Linked DNA regions of Homo sapiens: region 1 is linked to region 2. Evidence: chromatin contacts called from ENCODE Hi-C or POLR2A ChIA-PET data. All regions are on one chromosome and are shown on one strand. Each heading gives the region's core, a stretch centred on a gene start or an enhancer-like site at or near the end of the contact. The rest is flanking DNA. Distances are from core to core; before and after follow the strand shown.

What was found. Hi-C counts contacts between places; a loop is a spot of excess contacts on that map. ChIA-PET counts read pairs that join two places held with the same protein, here RNA polymerase II (POLR2A). Pooled maps may share reads with other maps.
Region 1: a map of heart left ventricle shows a loop between it and region 2 (2.6-fold over the local background). The contact joins two enhancer-like sites. A Hi-C loop is called at or near these places in 1 of 168 maps with a recorded cell type or tissue (heart left ventricle) and 8 of 50 pooled maps. POLR2A ChIA-PET finds 5 or more read pairs at or near these places in 3 of 52 experiments (CD8-positive, alpha-beta memory T cell, activated CD4-positive, alpha-beta T cell and activated T-cell).

The regions. Positions count from the first base shown.
Region 1 is chr13:33,609,203-33,614,143 of GRCh38, forward strand. LOC102723406 (a long non-coding RNA gene) reads left to right here. Exons shown (of 6, transcript XR_007063750.1): 5 at 1,231-1,426; 6 at 1,565-2,576. It also overlaps a transcript of STARD13 not described here. Among named protein-coding and RNA genes, the nearest start is that of RFC3, 210 kb to the right of the region's middle. Within about 2 kb of position 1,354, at least 25 of the 41 ENCODE cell types and tissues checked have a DNase peak (open chromatin) inside an H3K27ac peak, as active enhancers do; they include heart left ventricle, where a contact is called at or near this core.
Region 2 is chr13:33,227,117-33,231,482 of GRCh38, forward strand. The region is part of intron 1 of STARD13 (StAR related lipid transfer domain containing 13); the gene reads right to left. Among named protein-coding and RNA genes, the nearest start is that of STARD13-AS, 48 kb to the right of the region's middle. Within about 2 kb of position 2,020, at least 15 of the 41 ENCODE cell types and tissues checked have a DNase peak (open chromatin) inside an H3K27ac peak, as active enhancers do; they include heart left ventricle, where a contact is called at or near this core.

The DNA of each region.
Region 1 (4,941 bases), core at 104-2,603, 380 kb after region 2:
GAAAATGTGTAGAAACCACATATAAATTGCAAATTTATTTTAAAAACTCTGCAATAACACAATAGAAATGTCGCAAAGTATGTAAATACGCAGCTTAAGCAAAAAGCTCAAATGGACAACAGCATATGAAAATATGCTCAACTTCACTAGTTCTCACGGAATTGAAAAGTCAAGCGGCCAGGTACCACTTGAAACCGTCATGTCAGCAAATACAATTAATCGGGTGCACTAAGTTTTGGTGAAAATCTTGATCATTGCTGGTGAGCTTGAAAATTAACATAGCCCTCTTGGAGAGCAATTTGTCAATATTTGGCAATGTTGAAACTGACCTATGGCCCAGGAATTCTACTTCTAATTTCTTTCTTTCTTTTTTTTTTTTTTTGAGATGGAGTCTCGCTGTGTTGCCCAGGCTGGAGTGCAGTGGCAGGACCTCGGCTCACTGCAAGCTCCACCTCCCGGGTTCACGTCATTCTCCTGCCTCAGCCTCCCAAATAGCTGGGATTACAGGCACCCACCACCACGCCCGGCTAATTTTTTGTATTTTTAGTAGAGACGTGGTTTCACCGTGTTAGCCAGGAGATGATCTCTGTCTCCTGACCTCGTGATCTGCCCGCCTCGGCCTCCCAAAGTGCTGGGATTACAGGCGTGAGCCACTGCGCCCGGCCTCTACTTCTTCGTTCTTTAGGGTCTACTCCCATATACACTAGGCATGTGTGCTAGTGTAAATGTACAAACATGCTAATTGTATTCTTTGTAATTTAAAAAGTGGGGAAAAAAGTCATGCTCCTGAATAGAATCGATTTAAAAAATAATTGTTTTTATTGAAAAGTTTATTAAACAATCTTAAAGCTAGATTTACATTGATATTCACAATGATAAATTCCTAAAGTGGCCGGTTAAGTGCAAAATGTAAATTGTAAAAAGATATTTAAAGGATATCATTTACATAAATTTAAAAACCATGCAAGATCATATTTAAATAAAACTATGCATGGAAAAAATAAGAAAAATCACGTGGGAACAATATAGACAAATTTAAGGAGGTTCACTCTGGGGAGGGGAGGGATGAAGGTGGGGCCTTACTGTATCTTCAAAGTCTTACTTATTTAAGGAGAAAAAAAAGCAAGTTGTTTCCAGTAATACTAACATCTAAACATCTTGGTGATGATATATTTGTTACTTTTATTGTTAAAAACAAAATTTCTCATTTTATTTTGCATTTTGAAAAAGGAGACAGGAGGAGAGAAGAATCATGGACTCCCTGGGCACAGCACCGCAGGTGGCTTTGCCAGTTCTCCCAGCCCCGCGCTGCTCCTGCGCCTGCGCTGAGCCTCCACGTGTCCTCAGGAGACTTAGCCTAGCCTGGGTATCACCAGCAGTGGGCCAGGCCGCTTTGCCTTCAACTCCCAACAGTAACCTTGCAGAGGTCAGCCTGGGGCCACCAGGAGGAGTTAGTAAGAGCTTATCCTGTGGGGGCACTCACTGGGGCTGGTGGCCGGGAAATCCCAGGTGTTTTGTTGGTTTGAGTTTTGTTGTGTTTTTATTTTTCTTCCGCTGAGATCAGGACTGAAGCAGGGACGCAGTGCTCAGCACGCCCAGCCCACCGCGGGCCACTGCGCGGAGAACCTCTGCCAGGGTCGCCTGCTCACGTCCCCTAATCCGCTCCTGGCGCGCGTTCCTGTCCTCCTCCTGCTGTGACTAGTGTGCATGGAAGGGCACAGTGGTGGCAGAAAGACTTGTGGCGAGATATCAAGATCCACAGGAAGTCATAAGAGAAAAAGCATTTTGTTTGAACTCCACCCACTGACCTTTTGTGGGTGAGCTTTCGGTGAAACAGCAACATCCTCAGAAATCTTAGAGACACGGCTTTGTAACCCGGGGGAGAGACACCGCTTCCAAATATAATTGACGTGGCTTTCCTGCCTTAATTCGGGGTATCCTTTTTCCACCACATAATCTTCCCTTTGTCCGCGCTGATTCCTGTTTAGTTTGGCAGGGCCAGCTGCTGGCAGGCTCCCCCAGTGCTGAATGCTCCGCGCTCCACTGTGCTGGGCCTGCTGAAAAAGCAGACAGCGCTCCCTCTCCCCCAGAATCAGGAGCCAAATGCCACACCGATTGTGCAACTTGTCTCTGGTTACCAGGAAAACGTAAAGAAATGCCAATGAAGCAGAAAGGTCGACAAAATTCTTTCCAACGCTTGAACAAAAAAGGTATTTTTAGGGCCCTAGATTTATGGAAGTCAATTCTTCCACTCCTCGCCAGGCTTTCAAACCTCCTATTCTTTGCACTACATTATTTGAATAAACCGTAAATACCCTTAGTTGCTCTAATAGCAACTGCTGGTCCATATTGTGCAAGGCGGCCATGGTCTGAAGACCTTGTTGAATTTGAAAGACAGAAGTTCCGTTTCTGGCACATAAACTTGAATCAGGGCTATAGTTAAGAGTGCCAGTGAGGTCCACATTTTGACAGCTAGATAAGCAGGTCATTTATTCAAAAGGACTTTGAATCCATGCCCAGAGTCAAATGCAGTCCTTTGTAAAGCCCAGCAGGCTTGAAATAAAAACTTCTTAACTGAGTTGATCAGTGTCCTGCATTTTAGGGGTCAGGAAAGTATTTATGATAAGTTGGAAATGGACAGGGCAGGAAATTCTGGGCCTGGAAGGATGGCTTCCTCACCAGGGACCGCACCACCATATTTTCTAATTTGTGTCTTGAGGGAAAGTTTATATTTTTTGCTGAAAATATTATCTCCTTGTGACAAAACCACAAGTCTGGGAAGAGAACACAAAAGGAATAAAGAACAAATGAGATCTGTGATGCCTCCTGGATAAAACTTTAAAAACCCATAGGCATTGATCAATCCAATTTACTGAATAAATATGTACCAGGTGTTGTGTTAGGTTCTAAGGGGCTAAAATAACTAAGATACTGAACTAAAGTAGAACTATTGGGCTCCTAATGTGATAGTTTTTCCACTATAGACAGCCCTCTTCTTCCAAGGGTCCCTGCCAGGGCTTCCCCTACCCTAAACAGTGCCTTGGTAAAAATTAGGAAAGTCACCCCTTCCTTAAGACACTTGACTTTCCAACAGTGCCTTGGTAAGAATTAGGCGAGTCCTTAAGACACTTGACTTTCCTCTGGCAGAAAATTGCAAAGAAAGTGTGCACAAACCTACAATGTGAATGATGCCTTCCTGTGTGTGTGTGCCTTTGTTTAGGGCACAACCTGACCGGTCTGATCATCAGACACGGTGATCCACACTCAAGATGGGAAAGAAAGCCAGGGGCACAGCCTCCTGGAAGCCCCTACTCCCTGCCTCATCCACACCTTGTTGCAAAAACCGCACCATCCTTTAAGACTTCTCCATGAAGCATCACTTCAGGGAGGCTGTTTTCTTTTTCTCTTGTCTATTCCCCTTCTGGGAATATACCCATTCACCCTGGCCATCAGACAGCCCTGTATATGTCAACCCAAGGTCTCACTCAAGCTCTCTCTCAAAGGGCTCCTGGGCCCCATGCAAATTTAGAATGGAGTAAATTTGCATTAAACAGTTTAATGTGTTGCAGAAAATATCAGAGAATGGCAAACTCCTGTGGCCTGGACTTCTCAGAGTACACAAAAGACCGAAGACTGTTCTAACTTCACAGATGTTCTGTCAAAGGCTCATGTGGCCCCCCAGATAATCTGTTATGCAAGTAAAAACAGTTAATAAGTTGCCTAAAGGCTCGTCTTCCAGTCATTTTTTCCTCTTTAGATCTGAAAGAACTCTTTTGAGCAACTTCAAAGTTCAAATTGTGGTATTAAGTTTGAGTTGAAATGGGTCCTTTCTCTTTTTCTCAGAATTATACTGAAATGAATGTGCTCTGCTGCATCCTGGCATGCACTGGAGATGGGGGTTAGGTCAAAAATGAATAGGATGGTTCCTGCCTTCAAGCAGCCAATAGGAATAAAAATACTTTGCATGTGTAGTTTCCAAATTGTTTTCACATATATCACAACACCCACAGCAGCTTTGAGAGGGAGATGTTATTACATATATTTTATAGGTAAAGTGGATGAGGCTCAGAAAGGGTGAGTCTAAGCTTACACAGTAGTGAATTGAAGTGACACCCGAAACTCTGCTCTAAATTTTATCTTTCCCCAGGCTGAAGCTATAGTCCACAGAGCAAAGTAGTGTGATTAGTGTCACCTTAGTAGTGCAAACAAAGTTGTGGGCACAGAATTAGAGGGAGTAGTTTTCCCTGAGGGTGCAGTAAGGTGGTGTGAGGAATGGGGAAATGGAAGAGAGAAGAGATAGGGTTGCAACTGGTGAGTCCCAGAGGAAGGGCGAATGGCAGCAGGAATGGCCTGGCTTAGCCAAGCACCCAGAAAGGAGAAAGTCAGGCCTTGGTGAATGTTGAGTGGATAACCAAGCACCATTGGTCTGGAAGCTTGAGGGCTGGTCTGGAGGCTTGCAGGCTGTCAAACTCTTGAAGGAGTGAGAGAATGAAGGTCCTGACAGGACAGGCTTTGAGCATAAAGTGATTTCAGTGGACGTGGGAGCCACTCGGATAGTGACAAGCTCAGATTTGTGTTTGGTGGAGAAATGTTAATTTAGCAGCAGGGTGAGGAAGGGATTATCAGAAGGGGTGGGAAAGGACACAAAAGAACTTCCAGGTCCTTTTAGGGCTAAAAGTGCAGATGTGAGATCTCAACCCAGGCAGCAACAGTGGGAGCAGAAGGCAGGGGAGAAGCATGAGATTACAAAGAAACACACCTCAGCTGTTTTAGGGTGTTCAGATGGGGACTTCTAAGTGCACATGAACATAGTCAGTTGTATTCTTTTCCAGTGGAGGGATCCTAGCTTTCAGACATCCCCTTTTGTGGAAGCCAATTAAATGTTTTAAAATTAAAGCAGATTAAAGCAGAGCTGATCTGGCCGAAGAGGGGTGCTTGGAT
Region 2 (4,366 bases), core at 770-3,269:
AGTGACCAGTTGCTTTGAATTGGTCTCATCTACAACCTGCGAGCTTTGCTCAGCCCTCTGATGTGAAGTAACATCAGATCTCTAGCCATAAAGCCATTCCCTTAAAGTTCCATCGTTAGTCTTTTCTATCTTAGTTCAAGGTCTGCTGGCAGTGATGGACTCATCAGAATCTCAATGTCCTCATAGATAGCTAAAATACGATCCCAGGTAGTTCAACCATATGTGGATTTAAACAGATACCTAATTTGTTCCAGAACTACTTTCCATATCAATACCTTGAAAATACTTTGTAAGTTAAATCTAAAAGGAGGCATGGAAACTTCCTCTACAAATAGTGAAGCTAGTCCAATTCTTAGGGAAAAGAGACAGTCATTAACTCTATATTTAGAGCTAGGCATTCCATTCCCCCAAACTACTCTCTCATCAGCCTAATTGCTTGAAATTCCTGTTCTTGTTTAACACTAGGGCAAAGCATTTCATTTTAAATTTGAGATAAGGTTTATACTCCAAATACCCTGAAAAAGGTAATTTAGGGTATTAGGACCACTTTAACTTGGACATGACTATGGAGGGGGTACAACAGGGAGGCAAGATGCTGGATGCAAACCTAGATACCAAAGACAAAATGAGGCACACTTCCCTCACTCCCATTTTTTCCTAGGACAAGCACCATAAGGAGTATCAGTTAATTGAAAAAGTCTTTACTAGATGCCAGGAGCTGTGTCAGGTACTGAGGTTAAAGTGATGAGGAGAATACTGCAAAGCACAACACCATCCTGACAACATGTGAGAAGCTCAAAGCCCATCAGAAGAAAGAGACAGGCCCTTTACAAATGAACATAATGATAGATTGAATGTGCGATCGTAAAACGAAACAACGCAGAGCAGTTTTTAACAGTTGCGTGGTGGGGGAAGGGAGATGCAAATAAAAAAGAACATTTGACTTGGATTTGTAAGGACATGAAGAATTTTGCCAGGTGGGGAAGTGGTGGAAGGGAGGAGTTATTTCAGGCAAAGGCAACATAAAAGCATGGCACAGAAGCATGAAGAGTACATGGAGTGCTCATGGAAAATCACTGAAGGCTGGGAGGGAGCCCCAGTGGATTCTGGTGGATTGCAGCCTCTGGCGAAGGCTGAGGTTGCCTCTGGACCACATTACTCCCCCATGTATTTCTTTATAGAGACATATTATTTTCAACTCTTTTGAGAAGAAACATTCATACTGATTGTTTCTTATTTAAACTATGAATCTATTAAAATATCAGGCATTCTTCATAAAAATCATTGATAAAAAATGAATTAAGAGTACAGTTCATTTACAGTGTTTTTTTTTTGGAAGTTAAAATTGAGCTCCTGTTATAAAACAGAGACTGTGTGGACTCCTTAGTGAAAGAAACTCAGTTCAGAGGACAACAGGCGACAGTGGACAACCTGGTCATATTCTGTGGTTAGTCAACCAAGAGTTTGATTCCACCAGTATCCCTATCTTCCTTGCTTCCAAGCATACTATTTATCTTTAAATTAAATACTAAATGAATAACATGTTTGTGATTGCTAATTCGGACATGGGTCACACCACAGTTTTACACCTTCGAATACAAGATTTCTGCAGTTCCACTACATGTCCACTAGAGGCCTGTGAAGAGCTTTTTTCCCCCATCACGTAGAGTCTGATAACCAAAAAGGCCAGAATTAAAACAAATAAGAAATATTGATTAGACACGAGTAAGACAAGGATCTAATTGGTACGTAACCTCACAGTAAGTATCATAATTGTGGATAAAATAATCAAAATGCAACATTGTTTCAAAACTCCAAGATACCAAATTGCAAAACTTATGAAACTACTCATATGTAACCACAAAAGCAAAGTTAAAAGAAGTAGGGCTTTGAAGACTTCAGCAACCATTCCAAAAGGCCAGCAGACTCTGGCAGGCTTTGACTAGGTGGAAGACTGCACCAAGTGGTGAAGCAGCCTGAATAAAAATTGCCAGCAGCCTGTATGGGCTTCTAGATCTTCAAATGCATACTCAATCTAAAAGGCATGCAACCAACGGAGGGAAAACTCCTTGGTGGGAAAGTAAACAATGCAGTGATTTAAGGCAGATGGGCTGAAAAGGGACTTCCTAAATAGCGACTCCATGGAAGTAAACAGGGGAAGACAGTTGAGATACGGCCAGGACACTGAGATGACACAGACCAAAACCGACCCTATGGTGAAGACTGTGGAAACTCTCAACTTAAGAGGAAAGAGGGCAACTTAAAGCAAAACACTTAACATATTCGATTTGCCAGGACAACCGCAAGACTGCGTGAGCACTGGAAAAATTACCAGAAGGACAAGATGCCCTGTAACATCCCTTTATCTCTTGTCGAACTCAAAACAGACTTTCATTCATTTCATGGTCTGCTTGAACAAACACAAACAAAGACGAAAAATACTAAAAGTCACATCACCCGTGCCAGGCATGGACACGCGAGTGCACGCGTGCACACACACCACACACACACACTACTTCTAGTCTATTTACAGAAATGGCCTGTTTTTCACTAGCTTTGGTTAATTAGCAATCAGAAGAGAGTTGTATGGGGTTGGAAGAAAGAACCCTTTGTTTGGAAAACCTGTGAAAATATTCCCTCAGAAGCTTGTAACTTTCCCTACGCATCACCCTGGCCCTGAGGACAAGCCCCTGTGCCAGAAGCCTCAGTGAGGCACACAGAGCTCACATTCAAAGGCAGCTCTCTTTGTTGTCCCCCAGGAGTTAAACCTTAATGGGTTCACAATTTGCAGGCTTTTTTGGAGAGTGGCTTAGTGGTGGTTGCCTGCTGCCAGAAATGGAGCAGAGACAAACCCTAGTGAATCCCACAGCTGTTGTGGCTGCTCCATTGGAGAGAAGAGCAGTTGCCTGAGGCATTTCAAAGACAAGCAAGAACACAGGGAGACATTATGAGGCCTGGAAGCGAATTTGCAATTATTGGGAGCAGATGGTCAGTCCACATGGGGAAGAAGGAGATTGTAGCCATCGTTCTCCAGTGAAGACCATGGCAAATGGTAATTCACTGAGTCTTATGTCCCCAGATAAATCTTGTATTGGAAAAGTATTCAGCTGCAACATAAGATCATCATCTGCAGCTAGTTAGTTTTACTGTCACGCTCTTGACTTCTAAACCTAAACAGCCACAACTTGGACAGGAAAAAGCCAGTACATGCACATCCTACCTTGGTTAGAAAGAAGAAGAGGCGTGGCTGCTCTGGTAGAAATAGGGAGAATACTCATCCTGGCACCCTGGGTTTCCTGGAGGCAGCCTGCCTGAACACTGCCTCCAACATTACTTTGCCCAGCCCTTTATTTCAGAAAAATCTTCATTTTAAACAAACATTCATGAATGCTGGGATACTGCTGAATGATTTTGAGAGTGGAGCTTTCATAATCTTCTTTTGTAAGCTATATCCACTTTTTTTCATCACCCTTTCCGGTCAAGGGCTGCTTTCTGATGCACAAGAATTCTCTTTTGCTGAAATCTCAGCCTATTTCCTGTTATCCTCATGTTGATTCATCTGAGAATCACATTATCTCTTCTAAAACACTGTTTACTTAGTCCATTATGACACGTAAGGTCGGTCTTTACTCATTTTATGTTTGAATGATTAATTTGTTCAGTTTATGCAAAGTACTCTTAAGTACCCCTGATGTGCAAAGTGCCAGCGAGGCACTGAGGAGGATGGAAGAACCATAACTGCAAGATGCTAAGAACCTGGTGAAGGAAGCAGAAACACTTGGGAAAGAACTCTAATACCTGTGAAGTGCCAAGATACGGGCATAGTCAGAATGTTGTGGGCATATAAAGAAGAGAGAAAATAATACTTATTTCCAACTGGAGAGATTGGGACACTAGCTTAGAAGGAGATAGAGTTTAAGTTGGGCTATATATAGGATGACCTACCATCCCAGTTTTAAAACTTAAAGTCCTGCATCTCAGGACACTCCTCAGTTGGCTGAGTGAGTGATAAAGGACAGTTGTAACTTCAAGTTTATCTCAAGGGTGAGACACAGTGAAGAAAGTCTCAATGGCAATGGGCTGGGAGTGGAGATGAGGGGCTGGTCAGGCCCTCAAGCTGCTGACTTGGCAGCCATCGGTGCATAAGGCCCTGGACAGGGTGAAGATTTTCAGGACAGCAGGGCCAGGCTCTCACTGTGCCATACATTGCACAAGGCACCAGGGAGACGAGGCTCAGGCCTGGCACATGGGTGGTGGCTGAGTGGCTTTCTTTAGACTGGGTATGAGCTCTGGTGCTTCGTAGTCCTGGGACTCCTATAACACACATGAGGGCTTACTCAGGCTGGCCTCACTGCCCTGCAGGCTA